Linked DNA regions of Homo sapiens: region 2 is linked to region 1. A link is an interaction called in ENCODE POLR2A ChIA-PET data of the cell type or tissue named here. Cell type or tissue: HepG2. All regions are shown on one strand. Each heading gives the region's core, and the rest is flanking DNA. Links, peaks and the distances in the headings are about the cores only.

Region 1 (4,398 bases), core at 74-4,073:
TGATCCTCTAACATTTCTGGGGGCTCCTCTGAGCCATAGGTTCTCAGGGCCTCCTCTCCCTCCTGCTCCCTTAGGTGCCCTCTTTAAGATCCATTATATAAAACTCAGCTCCTTCTTTGACAGTTACACACACAAACAATAATAACAACAACAACAAACTACTCCTCTGCATAAAGCATCCTTCAAAAGAGTAAAATACTACAGACAGCACCTGGGGAAGAGTGAGAGAAAGAAGAATTTGAGTCACAAGGATGCAAACTATTTCAAGATGGCATGTAAGCATCATAGGGGCCTTAGTCTAACACCAGCTCCCTTTTATCTCACTGGCTCTTCTCTCCTTCTGTTCTTTATCTTCACCCACTCTATTCTGGATTGAACCAAGAACTTCAAATTATTTACTCTATGAAATGTTGCAGTTCAGCTCTCCCCAGCTTGTGGCCTCAATGTCATATGGCCAATATCTTCATAGCACCTGTCTTACTAAATGGAAAAAAAAAAACCCTTTTTTTTCATTAATACAAGTAGTGTTAAATAACAGAATAGCTTTAGACTATATTTTAGCAGGACGAGATGGTGTTTGTTTTGTTACTAATTCCTCCTGCTGTATATATATCAGTACTTCCTCTCAAGTAGAAACAAACATTTAAAAAGTTAGAGAGCAAGTGATCTGGTTACAACAAACTCTAAACCATTATAACTCCTTGTTCAGAGAAGGCTGGGATTTGTTTTTGAGCTGTTGTATTGCTTTTGTCCTGTAATCATATTAGATATCTGGCCCCTCCAACCAAATGTTAAGCAGCCAAGGGCAAGAATTCTGTCTTTTTGTAGCTTTTAAATGCCCAAAGTCTCTGGCATATGCTTCATAAATGTGTAATGAATAGAACAACCACTAATTATATAATTAAAAGAAGAGTAAATGATAAATGAATATAAGACCTTTGGGTATTTTATAAAATGTGGTAGATATTTCCTTGAAAAGGCCATAACATTAGTAATTCTTAGAAAGTTCTGTTAAAACATTCAGATACATTTTCAACTTGTATTTATCTTTTAGGAGATCCATTATATAAGATTGTCCTACTCAAAATATTCACTACCTCACATTTCTTTTTTATATTGGCCTTTATACTCTTCTAAAACTTCTTTCCTACTTCTCCTATAAGCTAGATATTATTTTTGTTTATTCCCTTCCCACGTGGCCAGATAGGAAGGAAGCAGAGATGATTATCTATATCAATACAATATCTCCTCTTGCAGGGATCCCAAGAATAAAGAGTGCTATATAAAGTAGCATGCTATGTAAACCAAGGCTTAAAACATCCTTTAGTGAACCATCGTAAAATATCACTTGAAATTCCTACAGGATCTTCTGCCTGCTATGTTTAATTCCTAAATCTCGTGTTATTAAAAGAAGTCTGTTTGCTCTTTTATCTATACTCCATATCACACAATTTTTTTTTTTCATCAAAACTGGCTTAGTTTGGTGTAAGGAAGCAGGAGTATATGACAACTTAGAATTTCTGATATTTGACCCTTTGCTGTAAATTTAAGCTCATGAATAGTCCAAAGCTCAGAAACCAGACCCAATTCCATTGCGGATATATATATACCAGGCCAAGTTCCACTGTGGATATATATATATATCTCTCTCCAAACTAGTATTTATAATGTATATACTAATTCCATTGTGAATGTGTGTGTGTGTGTGTGTGTGTATGTGTGTATGTGTGTGGGTATCTGTCCTATTCTGCTTGTCTGGATGACAGCATTTTTGCCAAAACATTCAAATGAAACAAATTTTTTATTTAATCAAACTTCCTTGGTGCCATGTAAATAACACAGAATAATCATAACCATCTGTTTCACTCCTAAAGTATTATCCAGTCTCTCTCAAGTCTAGTGAAGAGCTTGACTTGCTTACTTGTTGACATTCAGCTCTTATCTGCTATCGTTCCAGTTGTCCAGCTAAGGAATATTCATAAACAGGATGTGAGGGCAAAATGAGTTACCATTTTAAGCACTTATTCTTTCTGTAGTTCTCACAACAAATGTGATCAATTAAGAGAAAAACATTGAAGATGTAAGAAGAGTGATTTGAGATGTGGGTTAAGAGTCAGCCACAGCTGGGTTTGAATCCTAGTTCTAATGCTAGGCAGCTGCGACCTTGGGAAAATTGTTTAACTTACTAAGTCTGTTTGCTCAGCTCTAAATTAGGCCCAGTAATACCTTTCTCATATTGTTACTGTGAGGACTAACTGCAAAATATGTGTTTAATAAGTGGTAGCTGTTTTGTTGTAATTATTACCACAGAAGCTTCGCTATGTGGGGCTTTGCCATTCTAAATTAATTTTTGTATTTGTGTCTCACTTTGAGCTTCTTCAAAACACCTATCCACCATTTTATCTGAATCTCACAGCAATCGTGTAAGCTGGGTATAACAGACACGATTAAACTCATTAGGAAACCAAGAACTGGATAACGTCAATCCATTGCCTCAGTCATCCCGTGTCTGGGCAAGTGGGGCAAGAATCCACATCTCATCCTTACCTTCATGAACAATCCTTCAATCTGCTCTCAGACAGCAACCACAGGGAGCTGTTAGAAGTACTGTGTGATCATGTTACCCCCAGCCCCCTCCCCACCTCCATTTAGAACCCTTCAGTGGCTTTCCAATGCTCACAAGATAAAGGGAGGAATCATTCATGTGGCCTGCAAGGCCCTGCAGGTCTGACCCAGTTCTCCAGCTCCTCTCAGAACATCCTTGCCCTCCCAAGACCCTTCTGGGCTCTGGTTCCTTGAACAGGACCCACCTCTCCCACTCCAAGGTCCTCCTCGATTCCTCTCTCCCCATGGAGAGAGGACTGTATCTTCGCATCCTTCACTTTCAGCTCAACATATCACTTTCTCAGAGAAGGCAGGCCTTCCCAGGCTATTTTGAGTCCCTTTATTACTTATGCTCATGCTTATGTTCTTATCTTCATAGAACTTGTCACATTTTGTAATGATATATTTGTACAATCATTTTTCTGGTGTCTGTCGTCTCCACTAAACTGAAAGTGCCAAGAGAGCAGAACTGGATCCGCCCTGTCTCCTTTGAGTTACCTGATTTCAGCATAATGCCTGACCCTTAGCACTGAAAATATGCCTGTTGAATGAACTACATATGTTTTTAGAGACAGAGAAAATAAGAATGAGAAAAATAATTGCAAGTGAATCATAGTCCTTTTCTCTCTCATTCCTTCTCCTTTTCCTCCTTCTCCTCTTCTCCTCCATCTCCCTTCCCCCCTGCCCCTCTTTTTCTCTCTGTCTCTCTTTTTAAGTTTTTTTTTTCTTTTGAGATGGAGTCTCTCTCTGTCATACAGGCTGGAGTGCAGTGGCGCTATCTTGGCTCACTGCAACCTCCGCCTCCCAAGTCCAAGCGATTCTCCTGCCTCAGTAGCTGGGACTACAGGCACATGTCACCATGCCCAGCTAATTTTTGTATTTTTAGTAGAGACAGGGTTTCGCCATATTGCCAGGCTTGTCTGGAACTCCTGACCTCAGGTGATCCACCTGCCTTCGCCTCCCAAATAGCTGGGATTATAGGCATGAGCCACCATGCCTGGCCTCCTTTTCAGTTTCTATTTGGAATCGCTCCAGAAAAAGAAAGCCCTGACTCCAGCTCAGGTGGATGAATGTCCATATAGAACAGGAAAACCAACAGTCCTGTGATTTATAGCTTGGTCAGGTTGTACTCACCTGTTCTTTCCTTCACAAGTGAGTGCAACCTGACCAAACTACAAGTGAATACTTACATACGTGCTTCCTCCTGCCTCCTTCTACTTCACTTTCTGCTCTTGCAAGGACACTTCAAATGCCTCCGCTAGAAAGCAGAAAGCAAAATGTGAGGAGGGGAACTATTTGGGCACAAAAATTTGTATTTATTTATAATCGTTTTCTCAAAAATGTGGGCAGAAAGTGTGAGAAGAAAATACATGAGGAGAAACATACGAGGCATTGCAAATATGAATCTATTTTAATGTCACTTTGCTGTAGGTCAGTGATTCCTCAACTTTTTTAGAGTTGGAACTTTATCATCTATATGTGCTATTAGAAACAGAGAAAATAAGGATGAGAAAAATAATTGCAAGTGAATGATAGTCCTTTTCTCTCCCTCTCATTTAAGAATGTCATGATGTTTTCAAAATTAAATTCAATTAAAATCAATTTGTTTGAATAACTCCAATGGTAAACTGATGTTGCAAGACCATCACCTCTCTATACCGAAATGTAAAAACTTAGATATTTCAAAGGAGCAGTGTTTGTGATTAAGGCATCATGAGGTTAGCACTTACCGGGTCACTTTTATCCACAGAAGAAGAAGATAGGCATCTGTATATGTGAGACATTGCTACATTG
Region 2 (4,398 bases), core at 203-4,202, 80 kb after region 1:
CGGATCACCTCAGGTCAGGAGTTCGAGACCAGCCTGGCCAACATGGTGAAACCTCCGTCTCTACTAAAAATACAAAAATTAGCCGGGCATGGTGGCATGAGCCTGTAATCTCAGCTATTCAGAGGCTGAGGCAGGAGGATTGCTTGAACCTGGGAGGTGGAGGTTGCAGTGAGCCGAGATCGCACCACTGCACTCCAGCCTGGGCGACAGAGCGAGACTTCGTCTCGAACAAACAAAGTAAACTTGGAGTGGGGCCTGTGCAAGTTTTATTTTTTTATTTTAATTTTTTTGACTCATACTTTAGCTTCTTTATCCATTAAAGGGGATAATCCCACCCATTCACCTGTTTCACAGGCATTTTTAGGGTCAAATGAGGTATTTAAAAGGGCTTTTAAAAAAGTGAGGGCTTATTATCATGGTGGGCAGAATAATGATCCCCTAGAGATGTCTACATCCTAATCCCTAGAAACTGTGAATAGGTTACATGCAAAAGGGAATCCAGTTTGCAGATGGAACTGAGCTTGCCATTCAGCTGACTTTAAAATAAGGAGAGTATCTTGGATTATCCGATGCAATCACAAGAGAACCGAAATGAGGAAGAGGGAGGCAGAAGAGTGAATGTCAGAGTGATGTGATGTGAGAAAGGCCCGACCAGCTATGACTGGCTTTGAAGAAGGAACAGGCCATGAAACAAGGAATGTGGTGGCAAAAGGTAAGAAAATGGATTCTCCTTGAGCCTCCAGAAAGATGCACAGCCCTGCTGACACCTTGATTTTAGACCAGTGAGATCCATTTTGTTCTTCTGACCTCCAGGACTATAAGATAATAAATATGCATGGTTTTAAGCCACTAAGTTTGTGGTAATTTGTTACATAGCCATTGGAAACTAACACAATTATTAAGATGATTGAACTTCCAAGGACTGAAACAAGTTCTAGATGGATTCTGAGAGCTGAGTGAAATACACTGAGCAGCTCCCCGACCCCACATCACCCCCTTTACCCCCCAGTGTCTGCCTTGTAGATCAGCAAAGCGCATCCACAAGAGAAAGACAGCAGGTCCGGCAGGAGCACAGCAGCCAACCTGAGAGTGATGTAGCTGGGATTGGAGCTGTCCCTGGGATACCTGAGTAAGGGCCCATGCTAAAAATGACAGGAAGCTCATATCTGTCCCATATATTCGATGGGAACACCACCACTGTTACCAAAGTAGGCAGATGATCCTTGCATCCTGTCCCTTCCACTAGAACAGCATCCACTTTGTCTCTTTTCATTCCCTCTATTTTCAGTCTCCTCCAGGCTTCTCCAAACTAATTTCCCTGTTAGCAGGAGTTGGAGCTAGCCAAGAGTCTACCAAATCCCCTAGGGCCAAATGCCCAGGAACACCTCTGTGAGTCAGGTTCCAGATTCACAAACAGGGAAAAGTAACTGAGCAACTTCATTCTTATTCTATTCTTGCTGGAAGATCATTCCTACTTCACATACATCTCATCAGAGGGCCTCCAGGGACAGAGGCAGAGCAAATGCCAGATTTTAAAATTGTTTTCCTCTGGCTGTGCATTAACATTCTATTTCAGTCTTGACCCAAAGCCTGCTCAAGATATAAAGCTTGAGGGGAATTCCAAAGGTGGATCAGAGCCAAACTGATTTTTGTCCACATCTTCAGGCCCCAGTTCTCCCTCACCTCCAGCAGCCTTATCATTAGAATGAAAATCCTGCCCTGGAGGGTCCCCTATTCCTGCAGATTTACAGGCACCCAGCACCCCAGCCAGGCCTGAACCATTCTTTCCTGGTCAATTCAGCTTCCACAGGAGCGTCCACTCTGACCCACATTCCTGGAACGATTTCTTTTGCAAATCAGCAGGTTTTAAGCAAACAAGGGCACATTTCAGGACATTGAACTATGCAATTAGCTGAGGGTAAATTTGGCAAAGCATCTGGTCTGCTTACTAAAATGGAAATGGGGGAAAAAAAAGCACAGTTTTTAAAATTAAACATTCACTTTGTAAGGTCAATTCCGTGCAAATCTTCTTGAAATGACACAGGCACTGGCTCTGTACAAGAGGGTGGAGGGACTAGGATTCTTGGGGCTGTTCAGGAGCACCGTTCACTGATTGGGGCAGACACTGAACATGAGACAAGCATAATTCAGCGGTGCCAAAGAATGACAGCAAATAACCAGTTGTCTTCTGTTGGTGTCTCCAAAATCAACTTTCAGTAGGTTTTCACATTTTACTAAGTTTGAGCAGTAAAACTGCTAAAAGGATACATTGTGTTAATCAAATTAAAGGTATACTTCCTGATCTCTTGGGTCTTAGAACCTGTATCTTATATTAAAAGCTGCGTCCCACTCTTCTGTTGTATAAAGCAAGGTCAAAAGCACAGGCCAATAAGACTATAAAAGGGCAAAGTCGTGGTGGAAAATATACTCATTATTAGACCTTTTGAGCTACTTCCATTGCATGAATATTTTTGTTGAAGTTTTATCATCTCCTCTGAGAATTAGAAAGGCCAGTTTGAGATAATATTTCCAAAGACTAGAGTAAGATAATACATATACAAGCAGGACAATCAGGGAAGTAGGTTTTCGGGAGAAAGAAGTGGGGGAAGAAATAAGGGAATGTAGAAGTCTAATCAATGTTATCATTTCCCCACTTTTACAGCAATGGCATCCTCTGATGCAATAGACATTATGAATCAAGCTGGGCGTGGTAGCTTATGCCTATAATCCTAGCACTTTGGGAGGCCAAGGCAGGAGGATCACTTGAGCCAGGAGTTCAAGACCAGCCTGCACAACATGGTGAAACCCCATCTCTACAAAAATTACCCAAAAAATTAGCCGGGCGTGTTGGCACACACCTGTAGTCCCAGCTACTCAGGAGGCTAGGGTGGGAGGATTCCTTGAGCCTGGGAGGCGGAGGTTGCAGTAAGCTGAGATCATGCCATTGCTCTCCAGCCTGGGTGACAGGTGAAACCCTGTCTCAAAAAACAAAAAAATTATGAATTAGTTGGGAAAGCCATGACTGCTCTTCATTTATATCTCATTCTGCTTGTCTGAGGAATTTTTATGTAATTCTCCACCAGCTCACTCTATAGTATGACCATCCATTTTGGTCAAAGCTGAACTATTCCAAACAATATGGAAAACAGGAGTAAAAACAGGATTTCAGTAGTGACAAATACAGACTTGAAGCCATGAGAACATATCAAAACCCTCAAATAGAAGCTGGAAACCATGAAGAGTTTACATAACGTAAAGGGTCTTAGTGGGCCACAAACTGAACGAAAGTCAGCAGGTCTTAGAAGAGCAAGGATAATCCTTGGGAGGCTAGAAACAAGACCAGAACATGGGTGCACTGCATGTAATTGGGGAAGTTAGCTGCTAGCTCCATGTGACCATTTTTAATTTAAAAATTAATTAAATGTAAATAAAAGTTTAAATTCAGTTCCTTGGTCACACACACCACATTTCAAATGCTCAGCAGTCTCCTGTGGCTGATAGTGGCTGATAAGAGAAAGACAGCAAGACAGTAGGTCCAGCAGGAACATGGCAGCCAATCAGAGTGTGGCATAGCTGGAATCGGAGCTGCTCCCAGGAACCCTGAGAAGGGGCCCATGCTAAAAATGACAGGAGGCTCATATGCATCCCAACTGTTCAATGGGAACATCCCCTAACCCCTGGAACAGGAAAGCGCAGATATAGGTTCCCACCATTGCAGAAAGTTCTAATGGATGGTGCTGCTCTAGAGAAAGAGGGCCCTGCAGATGGTCTGGAAAGACACCAACCAAATCATTGGGAAATGAAACTTTGAAAAATGCAATAAAAGTGAAATTAACTTTCTTAAGCTTTGAAGGGAAAATGGTGAAGAGTGGCTTTAGGCTTTAAAATGGTGATAACTGTTGAGTGAAGACCAGATTTTTTCCACTTGTTTGAAGAGCTAAGGCAGGAAATTTTAACTTAGTCATAGAGAAACTCTCCTTTCCTTGTGAGGTGACTGGATGCTGGAATGGGAAGGAACACTTTCAAATCTGTATCGTAGGCCGGGTGTGGTGGCTCACACCTGTAATCCCAGTGCTTTGGGAGGCCGAGGCAGGTGGATCATCTGAGGTCAGGAGATCAAGACCAGCCTGGCCAACGTGGTGAAACCCCTGTCTCTCCTAAAAATACAAAAATTAGCCGGGCGCGGTGGCACGTGCCTGTAATCCCAGCTACTCAGGAGGCTGAGGCAGGAAAATTACTTGAACCCAGGAGGCGGAGGTTGCAGTGAGCTGAGATCCTGCCATTGCATTCTAGCCTGGGTGACAAGAGTGAACTTGTCTCAAAAAAAAAAAAAAAAAAATGTATCCTGGGAAATACATAAAAATAAGGTAGCAACTTAATATCTAGGGTTTAGGATTT

What was found. ChIA-PET counts read pairs that join two places held together with the same protein. Peaks named below come from ENCODE experiments on the same cell type or tissue, not always from the same donor. Only the 100,000 strongest peaks of a DNase experiment are listed, where the experiment ranks them.
Region 2: POLR2A ChIA-PET joins it to region 1 with 5 read pairs; 5 of 35 experiments call an interaction of 5 or more read pairs at or near these places.

The regions. Positions count from the first base shown.
Region 1 is chr2:62,563,262-62,567,659 of GRCh38, reverse strand. No RefSeq gene overlaps it. Among named protein-coding and RNA genes, the nearest start is that of TMEM17, 59 kb to the right of the region's middle. In HepG2, for the core only: no CTCF peak of the experiment used is centred there; a DNase peak (open chromatin) is centred at 2,169.
Region 2 is chr2:62,483,541-62,487,938 of GRCh38, reverse strand. It overlaps a transcript of TMEM17 not described here. Among named protein-coding and RNA genes, the nearest start is that of TMEM17, 20 kb to the left of the region's middle. In HepG2, for the core only: no CTCF peak of the experiment used is centred there; a DNase peak (open chromatin) is centred at 1,868.